Regions from separate parts of the Homo sapiens genome. Here all the other regions are linked to region 1. Evidence: chromatin loops called from intact Hi-C (ENCODE). Cell type or tissue: heart left ventricle. All regions are shown on one strand. Region 1 overlaps LOC105377397 (a long non-coding RNA gene). Region 2 has its middle 19 kb from the start of LINC01365. Region 3 has its middle 29 kb from the start of LINC01365.

Region 1 (8,000 bases):
TTTATCCACTACAGATAGAGGAAATGGTGCAATTCACACACCTGCAGAAACTCCAGGTGTGGTTGAGCATGTGATGGATGATTGAACCAAAGGTTTCCTTTCAAGGGTAGAAGTTTAAAATATGGAGAAGATCAGTGAAAGAGCAGAGCATAGACGTATGCACTTGGAAGAAGGTACTGTATATATACATATATATGTATGTTTCATATCTTCATTTGGAATCTCAAGGTGGGTGCTGAGGAACATGATTTTCTTTCTGTATTGTGTGTTCTTTATTCTTTATTCTTCTCCCTTTTCCAATAATTGCTGCACATGCAGGAACTAGCTCATTTACTGGCTTTGAATATATACAGATCCAGGAGATATGAAATAATTTTAGGAGCCACAGAAAATACTGTAAACTTTTCACTCCTCAGTGTCTTAACACTCAGATTCTTGTGGAGGAAAACCCTAGAGACTCCTTCAATTCAATTCAGTTCAATTCAATTAAAAAAGTATTACCTTTCTCAGAAGACCATCTGTTATGCCTCTTTCTGATTGTTCTTCTCTCTTTTCTTCAGGGTCAACTTGAAAAACCTGGCCCCTGAGTTTCACCTTTCAAAATCCTTTTCTCATTAAAAAGTAAAAGTGAGACAAAGATGAGATGAGGGGTGCTTATATGAAATCTCTTATGTGAATTTGTTTTAAGGTAACTTATTTGAAGCTCTGACTCTCTTCTTTTGATCCCTCAGCCCGAACAATCCACCAGCAACTCATGAGCTAGCAGCAGAAAAGATGACAGAGCTGGGGCTGGCAGAGCGAGGTATGAAGAAAAGTGTGACTTTTATCACCTTTGACATAACCTTATATGAGTCATATTTGTGTCCCTCTGGTTCCAAATTTTATTACCAATGGAAAACCCCCCAAAAAAGGACATCAAGTTTAAAATTTAGGTACATCCCAGCTTCTTTGCATAATGTAGAATCATAGAAGTTTAGAGCTAAAATGAACTTTGTTTCTCCATTGAGTCCCATGTCTTTGGCTGCCTTAGAAAGAAAAAAGATAAGCATAATACCTTCTGACATATGCCAAGCGAAGTACAGCATTAGGCTTTTTATATACATATTCTCTATACATGTATTTTATAATCTTTCAAATTCTTACAATAAACATCAATTTAGGAATCATTATCCCCAACTTATAGTTGAAAACTCTGATGTTAAGAGAATTTAGGAAGATTTTAAGATTTTTAAGGGCAGAGGAAGCACATATTTTTAAAAATTACTCTGATTGTACCAGAGAAAACATTTTCAGGGTATAAATGCAGATATGAGAAAACCAGCTGTGGCTTATTGCATTAGTCTCAGCAAGTCAGGATGTCAGCCTGGATTAGAGTCAGTTGAGATGAAGAGAAAGAAAGAAAATCAGTAGAAATTTAGAGTATAGAACTGATTGGACTTGGTTATAGATTTGTTGTCAGAGGAGAGGAGAAAGAGAAGAAAGCCACATTTGACAACCAGTGTTTGGCTGGAAGAACTGGCTGGATGGTGGAGTCATTTGCAAAGATGAAAAATCCTAACAAGAGGATTTGGGAAGTGGAAATGAGGCAGGGAGCAAAGGATGGGGAAGGAGATTGTGAACTGCCGCCATGATACAGGGAATTTTTCAAATAGGTTTTATTTTTTGGATTGTAGATCTGGGAATACATATTCTATCAAATGCCCACTCAACCCCTTTTTTTCTCCCCTCATCCACATGGCAATCCCAAGGGTTCTTGAGCCTTGAGTTTGAAAATGCAGATGCTAACTGCATTTTCTAGATAGCTGTAGAGGTTGACATTTATCAACTCACTTGATCTAAGACCATGTTGTAAGGAAAAAGGCTTTGCTGCAGCCAGGCGGGCATAGGCAGAGGTAAACATCCTGCATGACTCAGCAGGATTGGAGTGCAGGTGCACATTCCCATGTTTTATATAATCACAGCTATGTAGACATAACATAGAGAAGCTCATCACCTGGTTCTCAGCCACTGTGGTTTGTGAGGTGTATAAATGTAACACTGACACTGTGAAGGAGCTGCTGAATAAAGCCATGTCTCATCTACCTGCTGTCTCTTGAGTGTTCTTCTAGCTCACTGTGCCCCATCTACCTACTCCCCTCAGACCTCAGCTGGGGCTTGAACCTGACATATGTGATCCCCTTAGACTTAGCTAGATTTTGGTACATTGAAAGAAAGGGTATTATTTTAGAAGAATAATGTGTAATAAGGATATCACCTGAGTTTAAACTGGGATTTTTAAATTTTGGTGTGTGTTTGATAAAAAGGTGCAGCTAAAAGCTCAAAGAGGTGATTTGTGTGAAATAATTTACATAAGTAGGAAAGTGTCTTCAAATAAAAGGGTGTGTGGGGGTAGAGATGGAAAGGGATATGAACGGACAAGAGGCTCTCTCCTTTACTGATGGGTCTCATGGTCTCAGTCTGAACCCTGATGGAGGCAGGGGCTACAGGAGGACACTGAAGATTCCGTTTTCCCAGGCATGGAGTCACCTATCATGTGGCTTAGGGGCTAAAGGGATGAAGCAGGATACAGGTTAGGGAAGAGCACCATTTTCACCGTATCTGGGGATAATACAGCCTGGTTCTGAAGTGATAAATGTTGTTTCAACTTGAGGGTTTGCACTTTAGGTTTGCACCAGGATAGGTGTTGGTACTATGAACAGGGAGCTAATGTTCAGAACCATTCTCAAGTGTTTCTGCTAGCCCTCAACAAGGGATGCCAGGCAGAAAGATCTGGGAGGAGTTCTTGCCAACTCTGTTCTATCTATCTGGGGACTACAGAAATATATAAATGAGACTCTGCAATTATACATAGGGCCATGAGATTGAGCTATGCTGTATTGTGGTTCTGTTTGTAAACACAGGGTGGTGAGGCCTGGGGTAAATGGGGATTACACTAGAAAAGTAGTATGCTTCAGAACAACTGATGGAACTTATTTTAAAATGACCCATGCCCATGCCCCACCTCCAGAGATTCTGATTTAGAAAGCCTAGGGTGACATCGTGGCAGCTGTGTGGTGCCAGAGCTCCATGAGTAGTTCCAATGCTTATGCTTGGTTAAAAACCACTGCATTTAATTTGTCAGAGTTGAGTCAGAGGTGGAAATGGCTAGCAAAGGAGAAGAAATTTAGATTTTTGGAAGTATTTCCCTTTTTGACTTTGTTTTATATTCTTGTCTCCTTCTCCCTAGCTTTCCACATTCCTATCAAAATAGCTTCCTTTCCCTAATATTGGTTTTCTTAATTCCTCACTGAAGCTTTCTCCGAAGGAGAATTACTGGAAGATTCAGCCAGCCTTAGTCTCTTCATACTTGGACTCAGTTGAAAAGAAAATTTAAGAATGCGAACATCTTTTTTTTTCTTCCATAGAAGAAAATGGCTCACAATCTTATTTTGTTTGATCAGCTCAATATTAAATAATTATGTGAATATTTTTCTTGAAGCATCCTCTCTCTTCCACTACTATTTCCACAGCTCACTCTACTGTTATTTTTTGCTTAAAAGTTATCAATGGAATTTAGACATCAGTGTACCTTCAGCTTTATTTCTCCAGTCTGGTTCCACAGGCTGCAAAAATAACCCTCCAGAGTTGTAAGCCACAAAAATGACCCCTCACCAAACACATCTTAGTCCATTCCTATGTAAACTAGGGAAGTATGTCATTCTTTTGTAGAATCTATATCTATAGTATTAAAAATAAACTGGGTTAGTGACTTAATTCTTGTTCAATGATTCCTTTATTTTCCAATGTTATTTACAATTTTCAATACAATGGCATGCTTGCTTTCTTGAAATAAAGCTGAAATAAAATAACTGTAACAATTTTTTTAGTGCAAAATTTCAAATGTCCATTCTATTAACTGAGACAATAGAGGTCAAAGTCACATCAGGAATTAAACATATCTTTCTCCATTTATTCCCAGGAATGAAAGAGAGAGAACAGATCAGTGTTCAGTTTGAAAGAGCCATAATTCAGCAGTCTTTCTACATTACCTCTCAGAAGAAGGAGCCTGCATGTCTAAAGAGAGAAGTGAAGTTTAAGTACTGGAAAAAAGGAAAGTCTTCAGCCTTGGGAATGTAATAACCTGGGGTCAGCTGAGAACCCTGAGGAGGACTGACCCAATCAGCTGCTGGGAGAAGCAACATAACTGTTCTGCTGGAGGGAGAAACAAATTCTAATCAGATGTGAACCAACTATCCAGGGAGCTTCTGTTGTCATGAGAAAAGGAAGTGCTCTTCCTTTCAACTGGAAAACTAGAATGTACCACTTTTTTTTTTTTTTTGTTAATGCTCCCTCTTTTCTTTTTTTATTAGCTTTGTAATAAAAATTTAATTTAAAAGTTGATATGCAAACAAGTGTGTAACAATCTGAATATTTAACATTGATAGATCTATTTTAGAAAATTAAAGTGAATATATCTGAGTTTTAGAGTTTAATGTTTACTGCACACAGGATGAAACAGAAACTAAACTTTGTTACATTTTTAAAAAATTCTTTAACTTCAGTTGGATTTACTATTTGTAAAGTGAAAAGAAACTCTTTTTCTCCAAAATTTTTGTCCTTTACTGAGTGACTTTAGAAAATTGATTTCACTATTCCAAGTTTTAGTTTTTTATTCAGAAATTAAGAAATATGTCAGTATGTGTCTATTATTACTATAGATCGCTTCTTGGCCTTTTGGCTAAGATCAAGTGTATTATTATTATAGAATGGGTTCTCAGATAAAGAAAAAACTAAGAATTTTCTCAGATTTTTGGGAGTATTTCATTATAAAAACAAAAACTATGTAAGATTAAATTGATATTACCTTTTCAATGGACTCACTTGAAAAAGAGTTACAAGATGCAATTTGAGGAGTTTTACGGGCCAATGTTAAGGCTAGGCGTACATTTTCTATTTTGAAATCTCTGGTATCTTTGTGGTACCCAGAATATGTAGTGAGGTAAATAGATATCACCTTAAGAAACAGAAAAAAGAAAGAATAAAAAGAAACACCTTCTATTTCTCAATGCTTATTAACTAAAAATGCAAAATTTATTCACATTTTTCAATAGAGGGGTCATATGGTTTGACACATCAAATACCATATAAATAGTGGTAACACCAAACAGAGGCTTGAGGGCCTCTTTTAGTGCCCTGCCTCTTCCTACAGCCGCTCCACAAGATTTCATAATACTTTTTCCATGTAGACAACTGACATTTTCTCAGTTATATAAAAATTATCTTTTGAAACACTTCTATTTTCATTGATCTGTGAGTTGTGGTCTAATTAAAAACAGGTAAGACACGTTCCTGAACTTTCCCACCCTCTACTTTCTTCTGCCCCTAAATTTCTCCATGTGAACATGAGATTCCAGCAAATACTTCAATGAATACGGAAACATAAATTTGAGTGTTTATTGTCTTCAAAGAAAGCAAAAAGAATAGTGCCAGTGTATTATAAAGACTCATACTTTCACGCAAACAAACTCCTTACTGAAGGAAAAGGGACAAAGATCATTTCTGGAGAACGGAAAGACTCAAATAATTTTATCGTCCATGTTCCACAGACGATTGAGATGAAGTCATATCATTATAACTAAGCTTTTATTCTATCATTTTTATATGTATGTTTCATAGAAAAGCTATATGAGAAAATACAGAAATGAGGGGGATTGTCTGTGTTATTATTATTTTTTAAAAATTCTCGAATTGGCGGCCAGGCGTGGTAGCTCACGCCTGTAATCTCAGCACTTTGGGAGGCCGAGGTGGGCGGATCACCTGAAGTCGGAAGTTTGAGACCAGTCTGACCAACATGGAGAAACCCCGTCTCTACTAAAAATACAAAATTAACCAGGTGCGGTGGTGCATGTCAGCAATCCCAACTACTCAGGAGGCTGAGGCAGGAGAATAGCTTGAACCCAGGAGGTGAAGGTTGCAGTGAGCTGAGATTGTGCCATTGCACTTTAGCCTAGGCAACAAGAGTGAAACTCCATCTCAAAAAAAAAAAAAAATTATTGAATTGGCTTGGGTTTTGACAGTTTCTATCCACCACTGACTTCTATACATCTAAACCTCACACATGCAGCCTGGCCAACATAGTAAGACCCTGTCTCTACAAAAATAATTTTTTTTTTTTAATTAGCCAAGGATGGTTGTGCACACCTATAATCCTAGCTACTTGGGAGGCTGAGGCAGGAGGAGTGCTTCAGCCCGGTGAAATAGAATTGCACCACCACACTCCAGTCCATGATCACACCACTATCATCCAGCTTGGTCATAGAGCAAAACTCTGTCTCTAAGAAATAAAATAAATACATGAATGAATAAACAAACAAAACTCACACATATCGGGACTAGAGGAAAAACAGAGTACATTTTTTGATCTCAGAGACTGGTAGATAGGAGTAATTAAGCAGATATTAGCCTAAGGAAATACTCTGTTTAAAATTTTCTTTTACAGTTATTTGACAAGAAATCTTAGAGTCCTCACTTTCTGGGAGCTCAGAGAAAGGTAAAAGCCTTAGCTGAATTTTAATCTTTCAATCGTGTCCTTATTGTGAGAAATGACACAACTGAGGTTGAAATGCCCATCTGAGATATCCCTTGAGATACAGCTTTAGTTCTGTTTCATCAAAAGCATATTAAGAAGTCACAATGTGTAAAACATTGTAGTTTGGGGATGGATAGAAAGAGGAATTAGACATGGCCTCTGGTTTAAAAGGAGATTTTAATCTGGTGAGGAGACTGATTGGAGAGAGTATACAATCAGATTTAGGGAGTGAATGAAATAGAAGTTGTGGGGAAAATGCTGAAAGTGGTCTAAGTAGCCAAGGCTGCAATTGTGGTTCTGATAGGCAAAGTGTTATTGTTGGGGATGTCTTTTAATCCCTCTCTTTGCTGAGTGCCCTAGGAGCTACACTGCCTAGGTCTGAGGGGGATACTTGTAAATAAATCCCATCTGAATTGGGAATCAAGAGCACCCATTAGTCTGCACAAATATCAAGTATTTTTACAACATCTATAGTCTCAGTGGTTCTTAAACCTTGCAACTGTGTGTATCTTTTAGAAAATGTAAATAAACTAAGATCTTTTCTCATAGAAGTGGACAAAAAAAAAAAAAAGCACACGAACAAATTCAAGGACTTCTTCCTAAAGTCCTTAGGCAAATCATCTAATCTCTCTGTGTCTCAGTTTCTCAATCTGTAAAATAAGAGTGATAATACCTGCTTTATTAAGTAGTGGGGAGAATTAAATGGGAGAATTATATAAAGTGTCTAGCACAGATCCCAGGGCAAATGTGCAATAAATGACAGCCATTATTATATTCTTTCTTTCTTCCTTTTTACTATGAGACTATGCTGTTTCCTTAACTGTGACTGATCCTATCACAGAGACAAGGCTGGGGAGTCAAATAAGGGACTGGTCACCAAGTAAGGCAAATGAAATAAAGGGGATAGATGAGATTCATGCCCAGGCAAAAATATGATAGAATAAGGAAATCTGAAAACTTTTACAGGAAGTCATCTGGGGAAATGACTAGGAGAATATGTAAAATAACAATGAAGATGCTGTTTTAACTGTAGCTATATTGTGAATTTAATATAATGCTAATGCTAATGGTATTAATTTCAAAATCGATGGCAAATGCACACTTATGAAGAGCTTATTATATGCCAGGCATTGTGCTTAGCTTGGCTTACATAGGTCACCTTTTTAAATTCTCATAATATAAAATAATACAGCCCCAAATACCCCATCTGAAATTCTAAAATAAAAAGCCTCTGAAAACTTACATTTTGCAATGATTGATTCAGTAGCAAAACCTGAACTGAACTGCCAGAGGGTGTTTTTAGTCTTTATTTATCTCACTTAGAGTGAATATTCATGCATTTTGAGGCAAAAATCTTAATATTTGGTCATGGTGTTTTCTGTGACCTCACTGGGGTAATACTCCATAATTCCATGTGGACTCTATCCCTTGT
Region 2 (8,000 bases), 92 kb after region 1:
TTATATGAGATATAAATGATATGGAATACAGAAATCAGTTCACAATAAAACCTCTGTTTAATAAGAAAGAGAAAATATTTAATTTCTAAAACATTTTCTTAGCCCCCTGAGATATAATTTGTTCCTTAGTCTGAAAATATTGAAGGAAATGTCAGAATCACACAATATTATTTATAAGGTTTTGGCCCAATAAATAATTATACTCATTAAAACTTTACTATATATTTTTCTTATTCCTTAGCTTGAATTCAGTTACTATCAATGTTTTAGTTCAAAATTATACAAAGAAAACAATTACTTTAAGCACTTTAAATACATAAATTGAGTGAAACCAGCTGATAATTTCAATAAAAATTTGTATCCAGAGTAGTCAGAAGTGGTAGGTCAGCCCCCAAACCTCTCTTGATTGTAGGGGCCTAAAGGCTTTTCCTCTATGGGTATGCTTCTTCTTATCACAGCTTTTTTCAAAGCAAGTTGCACTTGCCTATGTTTGAAAGGCTGTTCTCAGTACGCCAGTTCTTCATATCTTATATAAATAGATTTTCAGTGATTACTTTCCAGTTTCACATGATACTGCATTATAAAAATATCTCCGTGTTTCTGATGTTTAAACACTTCTCATGTCCTCAATGAATAATTAAGCATGACTCCCTATTCAGTTTTCATAGCTTCTAATATAAAAGACTTTATAACTTTTATAAGGAAAAAACAGTATTCAGAATATGATACTCCATAGAAAAATATTGTATTATTCTGTTTTCACACTGCTATAAAGAAATACCTGAGACTGAGTAATTTATAAAGGAAAAGAGGTTTAATTTACTCAGAGTTCTGCATGGCTAGGGAGGCCTCAGGAAACTTACAATCACTGTGTAATGCAAAGAGAAAGCAGGCACATTCTTTTTTTTTTTTTGAAATGGAGTCTCGCTCTGTCACCCAGAATGGAGTGCAGTGGTGCGATCTCGGCTCATTGCAAGCTCCGCCTCCCGGGTTCAAGCCAGTCTCCTGCCTCAGTCTCCCGAGTAGCTGGGACTACAGGCGCCCACTACCACGCCCAGCTAATTTTTTTTTTTTTTTGTATTTTTAGTAGAGACGGGGTTTCACCATGTTAGCCAGGATGGTCTCGATCTCCTGACCTCGTGATCTGCCTGCCTCAGCCTACCAAAGTGCTGGGATTACAGACATGGGCCACTGAGCCGGGCCGCAGGCACATTCTTCACAAGGCCACAGGTAAGAGAAGCATGTGTGAAGGAGGAATTGTCAAACACTTATAAAACCATCAGATCTTGTGAGAACTCCCTCACTATCCCAAGAACAGCATGGGGGAAACTGTCACCATGATCCAATTTCCTCCCTCCCTTAACACATGGGGATTACAGGTCTCTCCCTTAACAGGTGGAGATTACAATTTGAGGTGAGATTTAGATGGGGACGCAGAGCCAAACCATATCATTCTGCCCTGGCCTCTCTCAAATCTCATGCCCTTTATGCATTTCAAAACTTATCATGTCTTCTCAACAGTCCCCCAAAGTCTTAACTCATTCCAGCATTAACTCAAAAGTCCAAGTCTAAAGTCTCAACTGAGACAAGTCCCTTCCACCTAGGAGCTTGTAAAATCAAAAGCAAGTTATTAATAGTTACTTCCAAGATACAATGAGGGTGCAAGCATTGGATAAACTCTCCCATTCTAATAGGAGAAACTGGCCAAAACAAAGGGGCTACAGGCCCCATGCAAGTCTGAAATCCAACAGGGCAGTTATTAAATCTTTAAGCTCCAAAATAATCTCCTTTGACTTCATGTCTCACATCCAGGGCATGCTGATGCAAAGGGTGGCTCCCACAGCCTTGGGCAGCTCCGCCCCTGTGGCTTTGCAGGGCTCAGGCCCTGCGGCTACTCTCATGGGCTGGTGTTGAGTATCTGTGGCTTTTGCAGGTGCACAGTGCAAGCTGTCAGTGGATCTATCACTCTGAGGTCTGGAGGACAGTGGCCCTATTCTCACAGCTCCACTAGGCAGTACCCCAGTTGGGACTCTGTGTGAGAGCTCCAACCCCACATTTCCCTTTTGCACTGCCCAAACAGAGGTTCTCTATGAGGGCTCCACCCCTGTAACAGACTTCTATCTGGACATTCAGGCATTTTCATTCATCTGCTGAAATCTAGGTGGAGGTTTACAAACCTCAGTTCTTGACTTCTGTGCACCTGCACACCCAACACCACGTGGAGGCTGCCAAGGCTTGAAGCTTGCATCCTCTGAAGCAACAGCCCTAGCTGTACTTTGGCCCCTGCTAAGCTGGAGCTGGAGCAGCTGGGACACAGGGCACCAAATCACAAGGGTGCACGCAGCAGTAGGGCCTTGAGCCCAGCCCACAAAACAGTTTTTCCCTCCTAGGCCTCTGGGCCTGTGATGGGAGGGGCTGCCATGAAGTTCTCAGATGTGCTCTGAAGACATTTTCCCCATTGTCTTGGCTATTAACATTTGGCTCCTTGTTGCTTATGCAAATTTCTGCAGCTGGCTTGAATTTCTCCCCAGAAAATGGGTTTTTCTTTTCTACCACACAGTCAGGCTGCAAATTTTCCAAACTCTTATGTTCTGTCACCTCTTAGATGCTTTGATGCTTAAAAATTTCTTCTGCCATAATCCCTAAATCATCTCTCTCAAGTTCAAAGTTCCACAGATCTCTAGGACAGGGGCAAACAGTCACCAGTCTCTTTGCTAAAACATAGCAAGAGTCACCTTTACTCCAGTTCCCAACAAGTTCCTTAACTCCATTTGAGACCACCTCAGCCTGGGCTTCATTGCCCACATCACTATCAATATTTGGTCAAAACCATTCAACAAGTCTCTAGAAAGTTCCGAACTTTCCCACATCTTCCTGTCTTCTTCTGAGCCCTCCAAACTGTTCCAAACTCTGCCCATTACCCAGTTCCAAAGTCTCTTCCACATTTTCAGCTTATTTTTATAGCAGTGCCCCACTACGTTGGTACCAATTTCCTGTATTAGTCCATTTTCACACTGCTATAAAGAAATACATGAGACTGGGTAATTTAGGAAAGAGGTTTAATTAACTCACAGTTCCACATGACTGGGGAGGCCTCAGGAAACTTGCAATCATGGCAGAAGGTGAAGGAGAAGCAAGAACCTTCTTCACATGGTGACAGGAGAGGGAAGCAGGAAGAAAGAGCATTCAAATACTTATAAAACCACCACATCTCATGAGAATTCACTCACTATCATGAGAACAGTGTGGGGGAAATCACCCCCATGATCCAAGCAGCTCTTTTCCTTAGACACGTGGGGATTACAAGTCCTTCCCTCGATATGTGGGGATTACAATTTGAGATGAGATTTGGGTGGGGACACAGAGCCAAACCCTATCAAATATGCTAACTTAAAAAACAGAAGTTTGCATAGGAGATACAAATTTGTAGAATATAAAGGTAATATTCATCAGCAAAGTCCTATTGCATTTTAATTTCAAAGGGATTAAATTATACATGGTTTAAGTTTTTACCTGAAGACGTATATTAGAATTAATTATTTTGTTTTTCAGTTTTAATGAGGAAACTTTAAATACCTGTTTTTAAAGTCTGCATTAATACTGTTTTATTCTAATAATAGCTCTCAGCTAGCAGTACTGTTTTTTAACAAACATTTCTTTTTTGAATACCTATTATGATGGTCAGTGCTAAATTGTCAATGGGATAGGATCCAAAGGTAAATTTGATAAAAATTCCTATCCTTGGGAGACATAGAAAAATACATGCACTTTTTTTTTATTATTATACTTTAAGTTCTGAGATACATGTGCAGAACATGCACATTTGTTACATAGGTATACATGTGCCATGGTGGTTTCTTGCACCCATCAACCCGTCATCTATGTTAGGTATTTCTCCTAATGCTCTCCCTCCCCTAGATCCCACCCCCTGACAGGTCCCGGTGTGTGATGTTCCCCTCCATGTGTCCACGTGTTCTCGTTGTTAAACTCCCACTTATGAGTGAGAACATGCGGTGTTTGGTTTTTGTTCCTGTGTTAGTTTGCTGAGAATACATTTAATTAGAGTTAACTAACTACTTAGAGAAGTACTTCTAAAATTATTTTGGTCTCAGGACTCCTTCAATCTCTTCAAAATTATTGGGGATCCTAAAGAATTTTTGTTTGTTTAGCTTATATCTATCAATATTTACCACGTTAGAAATTAAAACTGAAAAAATTTAAAATACAAGTATACAATAATAATACATTACTTTAAGTGTCAGTATGATCATCTTATCCCATGTCATGTAGCCTCTGCAAAACTCTACTGTACATACACTTATGAGAAAATGAGAATGAAAATGCAAAAATGTCTTAGCATTAGTGATAAAATATTCTTGACTTTACGAAGCCTCTGAAAGGGTCTTCAAGGCCCCCAGAGACTATAAGTTATCAACCAGTAAACTAGAGGAGATGTTTGATGCTATAGTTGATACGTCATCAAAACATCATGATGATACAGGAAAGAGAGTAATTTATATCAATCAATGATTAAAATTGTTAATGATTACCACTTCACTAATACTGGTCTCCAATTGATCCTAGATTTCAATAAAAAGCAAATAAATGAAATAAATAGCAACAATAGTTTTTACCAAGTAGTTCAGTTCATGAAATGAAGGCATTCCCCTGCCACCTGGTGGCAAGGTGTCCTAATTAGGTATTAAGGGTTTTTTTGTTTGTTTTTTTGAGTGGCACACAATTGCAATATATCTTAGTTGCAAATTTAGAGTTTTTTGAATGTTGATTCTACCACTAAACATTATAAAATTATATTTGGAACCTCTGAAACATGCCAACCTAATGCTAAATAGTTCTTCAATACAATAAAAGCAAATAGGCTAAAATCCAACTGTGTTTTAAAGAACCAATCATTATGCAAGGTTTCCATAGTGCTTTGAATATAGTTGGACTTCAAAATTTCAAGGTGACAAAAAGATAAGTTTTCTTTGTTATTCTCTAATGCATTTTCTCACCGTGTAGTAAAAGAAACAGTAAGAGGAGTCTACAACTGCTACTACATTTAGGTTTTGTGAGCTCAGCCTGGGGTGGGAGGTTGAGAAAATGTCCTAGAAAAGATCACTGTAGCAGACTCCGATTCCACTCTACACAGAGAAGTTCCTAAGGGAATGTATGTTGCTGCAGCAGATGAAATACATCAGTACATGGATACCTGGAAAGAGCAAGTAGGGCAGCAATGGAGGACCAGAAGAACTTCAATCCTAAGAAAAATGGTAGGATGATACGAAATTGTCTGAGGCTATTACTCTTTCTTGGGTTAAATCATATTATCTTCCTTATGTCTTGTTTCTAACCATGACAATAAGACTAGATTTTATTATTTTACTGAGGCACTTTTGAGCTTTTGTAAATCAGTAACTTACTAACTGATAATTTTCATAAGCTTTTAGCATCCTTCCCAATCTTGAGAGGTACAATATAGCATAGAGTAGTGGTGCCAACCTGGGAGGATGTGAACATTTTGCAAGACACCTAAACATGAAGAGTTTTAAGGGAATCAATTTTCTGACACTTTACTTCCATATGTAGCTTTTCCCCAAAATTGTTCTGCCAGAAATCAAGCCTATATTCACAAAAGCCCAAATACCACTTTATGAAGGATATGCAAATTCCTCATTCATTTTATAAGTTACTAAGGTGCATTACCCTGAAGGCTAAACAAATCTGGGTGCCTAAGGAAGGGGAGGCCTTTCCCAGTGATTAATCATAGTACCATGAACCTAGAGGGCTTTTAGGCTCTCCCAGCTTCATACATACTTTTGTTAAGGATAAAGCCTAGAGGTAGAAATGATATTTTTGCCACTTAAGAATGCGGTGAATTCAGGTAGGTATAAAGGTATAAATTTTTATTTAGCAATGTTGCTTCTTTCCTTCTTTTGGTGTTTTTTTGTTCGTTTGTTTGTTTGACAAGGTCTTGCTCTGAGACAAGTTCTTGCTCTGTCACCCAGGCTGGAGTGCAGCGGCACAATCTTGGCTCACTGCAACCTCTACCTCCAGACCCAAGGGATTCTCCCAAGTAGCTGGTACTACAGGTACACACCACCATGTCTAGCTAACTTTTGTATTTTTTTAAAGAGATGGGGTTTCACTATTTGCCCAGGCTGGTCTCAAACTCCTGGGCTCAAGCAATCATCCCCTCTCAGCCTCCCAAAGTGCTGGAATTACAGGCGCGAGCCACTGTGCCCAGACTTCTTTTGTCTCCTATTTCAAAAAAATTCTTTTTTGAACTTCCATAAGGAAGTTCATTAAGAACATAGCAGAAAGAGCATCAGTAACAATTATTAAATGCTTAAAAATAATATTTTCTGCATATTTAAATGACAGGAAAGCTTTCCTATTCTTCTCAATATTATTCTTTAGTATTTAAAAGCACCAAAGAATAACCTAAAAACATACAGTACTAAAGCTTTGTTTTAAATATAGTTGATTATTTTCTGGAAATATTGAAAATTTTAAAATATATTAGAAAAAACTGTGGATAAAATTTTAATGCAATTTCTTTCAGACTTAATGTGTTTTGTTCAATAGTGATTAAAATCTGTTTTTTCAAGTCATGTCATGTGAGATTTATCCTGATTACCATGAATTCTCCTCTTACTTGATCATAAAAATGTTAAATATTTTCTATCTCTTTTTAATAAAAGTTAAAATTATAAACTAGCCATCGGACCAACTGTCACATCTGTGACAGCTTTTGTTTCAAATTATGTTTCGAGAAACGTTTGTGTAGCAGAAAACCTTGGAAAAAAGAGATAGTGTCACCCCTGGGCACAGAAGGCAGAATTGTTTTTGAGCAAGATAAAAAAAATATTCCCCTTTGGGGAAAAGGTTGAGTGGGTTTACTAGCAGACCCTTTAAAAGATTGAGAGTTTCCCAAGCTTGGGATTTCTCAGTTGTTACAGAAATCTACTGGGAGCACATTGTCCCCCAGGTGACTTGGTAGACAAAGGAAGCCAATGTAAGCATGGAGTTCACACTACTCACTGCCTGCTGTGCTGTGAGTACTAAAGTTCTTTGTCTCTGACCCAGAAGTCTCATGTCTTCTTGTCAGCATCTGTGAAACTGTAGCAGGCTCATTTGGTAACTTGCAGGCAGGGTAAAATTTCAGGCCTTTCATAGTTCTTGCCAGGACTAACACTTTACAAATGGAAAGTACAAGCCTAAGGCAGCAAAGAAAAGGCAAGGAAGGAGAAGAGAGGCAAGCAGTATACTATACTGATTACCATAACAAAACCACAAAGAGACATAGCAAGTTATTTAGCAGTCACAGTCACTCTGTGTTTTAGACCTTTCTGGAAGGGTTTAAAGGAGCAACCCATTCTGAGTAGTCCATAAGAGAGAGAAAAAGGAGGGGGAAATTTTCTCCTTGGCTCCCTTCCACATCCTCTTCTCCTTGATCAAGATTTACATCCACGGTGATCTAGCTCCCCCATACTTCTTGGTTGCATCTTGGTGGCTGCTCAGAAAACCAGTTCCTATTCTTTAAAGTATAGTGTCTTATTCAAATATGAAAGTGGAAGAGTGACTTTGTGCAAGTAAAGTGCTGACCATGGCAGAGAAAGAAGGGTGTAGACAAGAGAATTTGAGGTGTCCAAGGTTTCTATTTTAATATAATGTGTAACAAATTTACTTGCATGTCAAGCAGTTCCTATGTTTCTTCTTTCCATAAAATTAAATAGGAACCTAATGGAGTTTTCAGCTGATTACACACACACACACACACACACACACACACACACACACACCCCACCACCAACAAGAAACATTCATTTGTGTGACCTATGTTACTTAGTAATTCCAAGTAGGAATTACTGGGGAAAACATGTGTAGATTAATATAGAATCCTGTCCATTTATGTATAAATAGTGAAACTGGGGAAAATAACTCCATTCATCCCATTAAGATGTACATTTCTAATAAAATTAAACTTTCAAATTTAA
Region 3 (8,000 bases), 82 kb after region 1:
TCATTTAAAGCTTAAATTATAACTGTGAGGTAGGAATTATGCCCATTTAACAGATTGTAAAACAGGATTAGAGAAACGAAGTACTTTGCCAACAATTACACAGCTGATTAGTGAGAAATAGAATGCAATGCAACATGACTCCTGACTCCAAAGCTCCCAGCCCTTCTCTCCACCATGCTTGCTGCATTTTAAGTGTCAGGAAGGGAAGGACACCTTAGAAGGATGAAAGCACAGATTCTATTTGGAGGGGAAATCAGATTTGAGGGAAAGTAGTAGGAAATAAGATTGGGAATATGTGCCAGGCCTGTATATTTTGAAGGATCTTGAATCCCAGTGTGTAAATGTTTATTTGGTAGGCAGTGAAGAACCCTTGATGATTCTAGAGCCACAGAGTAAGGTGAGACCCCATGGATAAGAAAGAATAATTTGGTAGCACTGCTCAAGATGGACAGGAGGTCTCTCTTTCTCCTATTATGGAGCTTCATTTAAAAATAATAAGGACTTAAACAAGGTGGAGTAAATGAGGATCACAGGAGGAAGAATGCAAGAAACACTTTGGAGATAGAATCTACATGACCAGATGTTGATAGATTTTTGAGGCGAAGGAGAAAGAAAAGCTGAAAACAACTTAGCTATTATGAACATGAACATATAAAGAAATGGAATTCCCATTACCTACAAACCACAGAAGGATCTCATTTGGGGGAGAAAGTTGTTAAACTAGTTTAGGATTATGCTGAATTTATAGTTCAGATAAGTGTTTTAGGAAATAACAGCCAAGAAATAGCTGAAAATGTGAGTCTGAAGCTCCAAAATGAGCCCTGGGACAGAGAAGTAGATTTATAGTCATCTGTATGGAAATAATGATCAGAGCTGGGAAGTGAATAAGACGAACTTTGAGAGAAGAAAGGTATAGAGAAATCTGGGAAATTATCATGAGGAAGAAGTTGATTATTAAGTTTTCTCAAACACTTTGGAAACACTGCATATGAATTATTAATTTTCATCTAGATCCTGCAAAGGCAAACCTTTTTTTCCATACTCGTGTATGTCAGCCATTTGCTGAAATTACAGACTCCAAAGTATGCATGTTTCAATTGGTACTTCTGCCTTATTATTTAATCATCTTCTGAGCTTCATCTTTTGCTATCTGCTTGAATAATAATTGGTGATGTCAAGCATAAAAATGAACCCTTTTGAGAGTACAGCATGTTTAATATATATTTAATACTGAAGTTCAGCACAGATGATTAGGCATATGTTTGAGTTTCCATCTAGTGACTTCAAAGCATCTTAAATTTGTTTCAGCTTCTTGTTAGATTAAAGGCTTGATTTTTTTTTTTTAACTCACTGACTGTGATGAACAAAGGATGGGGTAGAAATCATATATAAGGGACATTAGGGAACCATGGTAAAAACATCATGAGAATAATTAAAATACAGTTTAAATAACTTGTTCTCTGTTTCTCCTGTCTCTTAATCATGCCATTCTTTTAAATATTATGAATCAGTGATGTGTTTTAAGAAACCCAACTCCTTAAAAATCTATGAAACACAATTTAGAAGTGCTGATGTATATTTGAAGAGAAGTATTTGCTTCATTAATTTATTTGGCATTGCTAGGTTGGGGTATTTAAGCCTTTATTGGCAGATTCTTATTTTCTGAGGAGAGATAGGGTATTTAGGCTTAAAACAACAATAACACAAAATGGCCTCAGTGGAAGGTGTTCTTGTCTGCTGGTGTCTGGCTTCCTGTTTCTGGAGCCTTGCTAACTACATCACCGCTTGGGTCCCCAACCCTGTCTATTCCTCAGCTTCTCCTACTCTTGGCTTTTGTTTGGCTTACCCAATAGATTCCTTTAAGCATTGCCTCCTGCTTCCACAATGAATGTCTTTCTGAATAGTTTCCTGTAAGTTTGGCTCTTGTTGGAGTCTATGTTCTCTTTTTATTGAGGACTTCCACAGAATCTTATGTTGACCAACTTTCTTCAGGGCTGGCTCTCAGCTATTCTGGCTTCTATATTGGCCCCCATTCAGAATGACCCTGCCCAAGTAACTTAACTTCTCTCATTCCAAGTGCAGGGTGGGAAACAACCCTTTTTCTCTATTTATCCTGGGTTCTTCAGTGGGAGCCCTGTAAATTGGACTAGCAAAAGACAGACAAGCAGGAGAAAAACAAAACAGAAGTTCATTAGTGTATTAGTCAGTTCCTGCGCTCTTATAAAGAAATACCTGAGACTGGGTAATTTATAAAGAAAAGAGGTTTAATTGACTCATGGTTCTGCAGGCTGTACAGGAAGCACAGCAGCTTCTACTCCTAGGGAGGCCTCAGGAAGCTTCCAGTCATGGAGAAGGGCAGGGGAAGTGAGGCATCTTACATGGTCAGAGCGGGAGCAAGGGGGTGGGGAGGTGCCACACACTTTTAAACAACCAGATCTCATGAGAACTCACTATTGCAACCACACCAAAGGGGATGGTGTTAAACCATGAGAAACCACCCCCATGATCCAGGCTCCACGCACCAGGCCCCACCTCCAATACTGGTTATTACAATTCAACATGAGATTTGGGTGGGGACACAGATTCAAACCGTATCAATTAGTATGTGCAGAACATTTACACAAGCGAGTGCTCAGCATGAGTAACTTCTGGGCATATATAGCATCTTAATAAAAGAACAATAAATGTTTAGAGACATGATAAGACAAAGGGTAAAGACTTTGAGTTTCTAGGTGTGGCAGGTTGTGGAAAGGCAATTATATGGAGAAACTAATGGCAGATAAGGGCCAATTTTAGCAAGGTTTGTTATGTAGATCTCACTGGTGCAGTCTTCAGGCTGATAAGGGTGTAGATTATCTCTAGTGAGTAACTTCTGTCCTCCTTGGAGAGAGGGAAGGGGGACACCTTTACAAATTTATGTCGCACTTATAGGCAAACAGGTGGAGGGCAGAGGGCTTTTTGTAGACTGCTTTTTTTCAGTTGCTTTCAGCTCAAAAGAAGTCTTCTAACAAAGTGGCATATTTTGCTACTCTTCACAAGCTGTCAGCTGGGACTTGAAAGTTACTGTGAGTTAAGCCTGAATCATAAAATAAAATATGTCTAGAACTGCATGTAAGTTAATGGGAAGATAAAATGTGATCACATTAATTTTACTTATTTTCAGCTGTTCAAGATTACAACTATTATCTAGACTAGTATTTTTAAATACTTATCATTTCTTAAAGACTCACCTCGGGCGTTTGGTAACATAATCCAGACCTCCTTCTGGAGACTTGGATTCAGTGGGTTTGGAATGGGACCTTGGATCTTATTTTTTTTAACTGGAACCCTAGCTCCTTGCTACTCAAAATATAGACAATGTACCAGCAGCACTGGTATTATTGGGAGCTTGTCAGAAATGCTTTTAGGTATGCCAAGAATGCAAGACTGTTACCGGAAAGGGGTCCTGATCCAGACCCCAAGAGGGGCTTCTTGGATCTCACACAAGAAATAATTCAGGGCGAGCCTGTAGAGTAAAATGAAAGTGAAGCAGCATTGTTTGGGGTAAATACTCAAGGTTTGTCTCCTCACTCCAAGGAAATCAAGTACGCAGACATACAAGAAGTGGGTTTAGGGGCAGAGGTTTAATAGGAAAAAGAAAGATAAAGGAAAATAGCAAAGTGCACCGTATTTTATAGACTGACTTAAGGAGGTAGTGTCTGATTTACATAGGGACCAAAGATTGGTTGGACCAGGTGTGACATTTACATAGCACCCAAGGAAGATGGCTGCCCCACCCTAATCTTCTATTATGCAAATGGAGTCTTTGCCTGGCCAGCAGCATGTTGCCTGCTCCTTACTGTACGAATGGTTTGGAAGGAAAAGGGAAGATGGAGCCACTATGTTGAACATGCCTAGCCCCCAGGTAGCCTTTTCCTATTGTTTTAGCTGCTGGCATTCACCCCTGCAAGCTTCCAGCTTGCTTATCTATGTTTGCAGCTCAATTTTACAGGCTGCTTTTTGTTAGAAAATAAATAATTTGGGGGCTGTTTTTTACTAAAAGGGAAATCTTACGGAGGACTTCCTTATCCTTACTATTGGCCTAAATAATTTCTTTTTAATTCCTATATCAAAAGCAAGTTTATTAGGAAAGTAAAGGAATAAAGAATGGCTACTCCATAGACAGAGCAGCCCCGAAGGCTGCCGGTTGCCCATTTTTATGGTTATTTATTGATGATATGCTAAACAAAATGTTGATTATTCATGCCTCCCCTTTTTAGACCACATAGGTAATGTCCTGCATTGCCATGGCATTTGGAAACAGTCATGGCGCTGGTGGGAGTGTAGCAGTGAGGACAACCAGAGGTCACTCTCATGGCCATCTTGGTTTTGGTGGGTTTTGGCCAGCTTCTTTACTGCAACCTGTTTTATCAGCAAGGTCTTTATGATCTGTATCTTGTGCTGACCTCCTATCTCATCCTGTGTCTTAGAATGTCTTAACTATATGGGAATGCAGCCCAGTAGGTCTCAGCCCTGTTTTACCCAGCCCCTATTCAAAATGGAGTTGCTCTGGTTCAAATGCCTCTGAGAAGACCATCAGTACTCTTCACCTGAGACACTTCTTAGGATTTTATTTTCCAGAGCAACCTTGAGAAATGAAGTCATGTTCCTCCTGGAACAAAGAGGCACATTTGCTTATCTCTCGCTATAAAGTGGTAGGTTCTCCAAGACCAGAGTTTTTTTTTTTTAATTTTTTTTTCTGTAATATAACGTACAGCACAGGCAAGCATCCTCCTAGACCCTCCTTCACATTTTTCCTGTGGGCTTGCGCAGGGGAGCTGATGCACATACAGCTTGCTGTCCTGTGAGAAAAAAAGGCCTTTATTTCTGACCCAGGAATACCACGTATTCCACCAGTATTACATGAAATAGTTTCAGCAAAATTTATTTTTTTCTTGAAACAAATAAATGAATATATGCATGAATTTAGAAATAGACAAAGAGATGAAACAAGTTCCATATTTGTGGACATAGGTAATTGTGATGGTTAATACTGAGTGTCAACTTGATTGGATTGAAGGATACAAAGTATTGATCCTGGGTGTGTCTGTGAGGGTGTTGCCAAAGGAGATTAACATTTGAGTCAGTGGGGTAGGAAAGGCAGATCCACACTTAATCTGGGTGAGCACAATTTAGTCAGTTGCCAGTGCGGCTAGAATATAAGCAGGCAAAAAACCTAGCCTCCCAGCCTACATCTTTCTCCTGTGCTGGATGCTTCCTGCCCTCAAACATTGAACTACAAGTTCTTCAGTTTTGGAACTCAAACTGGCTCTCCTTGCTCCACAGCCTGCAGACGGCCTATTGTGGAACCTTGTGATCACATGAGTTAATGCTTAATAAACTCACCTTTATACATATATCTAGTCCATTAGTTCTGTCCCTCTAGAAAACCCTGACTAATACAGTAATGTTCCTTACCTCTGCGAGAAAAAGTACCTAAATAATATTAACCATCCATTATCATCATCCTATTTGTCATTGTCATCATCAACAATATGTTGTTTTGATAAAATGGTTCATTTTCTTTGTTTTTAATTTATAAAGAAAAGAGGTCTCATTGTCTCACATTTCTGCAGGCTTTATGGGAAGCATGTTGCTGCAACTGCTTGGCTTCTAGGGAGGCTTCAGGAAGGTTACAGTCATGACAGAAGGTGAAGGGGGAGCAGGCACATCACATGGTGAAAGCAGGAGCAAGAGAGTGGCAGGGAGGTGCTATACACTTTTAAATGACCAGATCTCATGAGAACTCACTCACCATCACAAAGGCAGCACTAAGGCATGTGGGATCTGCCCCCATGATCCAAACACCTTCCACCAGGCCCCATCTCCAGCACTGGAGATTACAATTCAACATGAGATTTGTGGGGGGATAAATATCCAAACTATATCACATGTTATATAGCAAATAATACCTATTTTCATATATTTGCAATAAGAAAAACCTCTATCATGAGTTGATATGCTTTAAGTAGCACCTAATGCTTACTAAGGCTTTGCTTAGATGCTTACTATTATACATGAGGGTCTTGACTCTACATAGGTACTAATTAAGAATCAATCTGTCTGCTCTGTTTCTTGCCATACAGTTATTTGTCCAATGTTTTCTTCAGTCCATTTTTCTAGCCCACGGATAGAATAACAGCATTGTGAACAAATGTGAGCCTTTAATTCTAAGAAAAAGGCTTTGCCTCCACGTTCTGGAGGAGGTATTTTGTTTGTCCATTTGCTTGTTTTCATTTTGAAGGTGTCAGGGCTGCAGTTTTCTTCCTTTGAGAAGAAGCTGGTAAAGAAGCAGAAATTCAGTGTGCCACAAAATTAGTACACAGGCAGAACGGTCCAAGGCCAGCAAACTGAAAGCAATAAAAAAATGTAATCTCAGCTTATGGCCTATGAGCATAATTTAGAAAAGAAAATCCATTATGAAAAATGAAATTCCTTTTTTTTAACTTTTAAGTTCAAGGGTACAAGTGCAGGTTTGTTACATAGGTAAACTTGTGTTATGGGGGTTTGTTGTGTAGATTATTTCATCACCCAGGTATTAAGTCTAGTACCCATTAGTTGTTTTTCTTGATCGTCTTCCTCCTTCCACCCTCCAGCCTCCAAAAGGCCCCAGTGTGTGTTGTTCCCCTCTATTCGTCCGTGTTTTCTCATCATTTAGCTCCCACTTATAAGTGAGAATATGTGGTGTTTGGTTTTCTGTTCCTGCATTAATTTGCTAAGGATAATGGCCTCCAGCTCCATCCATGTCCCTGCAAAAATCAAGATACTGTTCTTTTTTATGGCAGCATAGTATTCCATGGTGTATATGTACCACGTTTTCTTTATCCAGTCTATCACTGATGGGCATTTAGGTTGATTGTATGTCTTTGCTATTGTGAATACTGCTGCAATGACCATACATGTGCACGTGACTTTATAATGTGACTTTGGGTATATACCCAGTAATGGGATTGCTGAATTGAATGGTATTTCTGCCTCTAGGTTTGTGACAAATCGCCACACTGTCTTCCACAATGGCTGAATTAATTTACACTCCCACCAACAGTGTATAAGCATTCCTTTTTCTCCACAACCTCGCCAGCATCTGTTATTTTATGATTTTTTAAATAATAGCCATCTAACTGGTGCGAGATAGTATCTCATTGTGGTTTTGATTTGCATTTCTCTAATGATCAGTGATGTTGAGCTTTCTTTCATATGCTTGTTGGTTGCATGTATGTCTTCTTTTGAAAAGTGTCAGTTTATGTCCTTTGTCCACATTTTTATGGGGTTGTTTGCTTTTTTCTTGAAAATTTTTTTAAGTTTCTTATATATATGTAAATTCCTTATACATTCCTTGCAGATGCTGGATATTAGACCTTTGTCGGATGCATAGTTTGCAAAAATTGTCTTCCATTCTGTAGGTTGTCTGTTTACTCTGTTGATATATATATATGTATATATATATGTATATATATGTATATACATATACATATATATATATTGCTGTGCAGAAGCTCTTCAGTTTAATTAGATTTTTTGTCAATTTTTACTTTTGTTGCAATTGCTTTTGGTGTCTTCATCATCAAATATTTCCCCATGCCTCTGTCCTGAATGGTATTGCCCAGGTCGTCTTCCAAGGTTTTTATAGTGTTGGGTTTTACACTTAGATCTTTAATGCATTTGAGTTAATTTTTGTATATGGTGTAAGAAATGGGTACAGTTTCAATCTTGTGCATGTGGCTAGCCAGTTATCTCAGCCCCATTTATTGACTAGGGAATCCTTTCTCCATTCTTTTTTTTTGTCAGATTTGTTGAAGATAAGATAGTTGTAGGTGTGTGGTCTTATTTCTGGGTTCTCTATTCTGTTCCATTGTTCTATGTGTCTGTTCTTGTACCAGTATCATCTTGTTTTGGTTACCACAGCCCTGTAGTATAGTTTGAAGTCAGATAGTGTGATACCTCTAGCTTTGTTCTTTTTG

Evidence for each region. Hi-C counts contacts between places; a loop is a spot of excess contacts. Peaks named below come from ENCODE experiments on the same cell type or tissue, not always from the same donor. Only the 100,000 strongest peaks of a DNase experiment are listed, where the experiment ranks them.
Region 2: it touches region 1 in a loop (3-fold over the local background); 16 of 110 quality-filtered maps call a loop at or near these places.
Region 3: it touches region 1 in a loop (1.9-fold over the local background); 16 of 110 quality-filtered maps call a loop at or near these places.

Annotation. Positions count from the first base shown.
Region 1 is chr4:119,689,152-119,697,151 of GRCh38, forward strand. LOC105377397 (a long non-coding RNA gene) reads left to right here. Exons shown (of 3, transcript XR_939161.4): 1 at 1-621; 2 at 732-802; 3 at 3,959-4,378. It also overlaps the pseudogene LOC124900920. Among named protein-coding and RNA genes, the nearest start is that of PDE5A, 64 kb to the left of the region's middle. In heart left ventricle, a CTCF peak has its summit at 3,051; no DNase peak of the experiment used is centred here; H3K4me3 peaks cover 1,637 bases; H3K27ac peaks cover 1,568 bases.
Region 2 is chr4:119,781,486-119,789,485 of GRCh38, forward strand. No RefSeq gene overlaps it. Among named protein-coding and RNA genes, the nearest start is that of LINC01365, 19 kb to the right of the region's middle. In heart left ventricle, a CTCF peak has its summit at 4,659 (motif pointing left); no DNase peak of the experiment used is centred here.
Region 3 is chr4:119,771,239-119,779,238 of GRCh38, forward strand. No RefSeq gene overlaps it. Among named protein-coding and RNA genes, the nearest start is that of LINC01365, 29 kb to the right of the region's middle. RefSeq lists an enhancer at 3,493-4,045. In heart left ventricle, no CTCF peak of the experiment used is centred here; no DNase peak of the experiment used is centred here.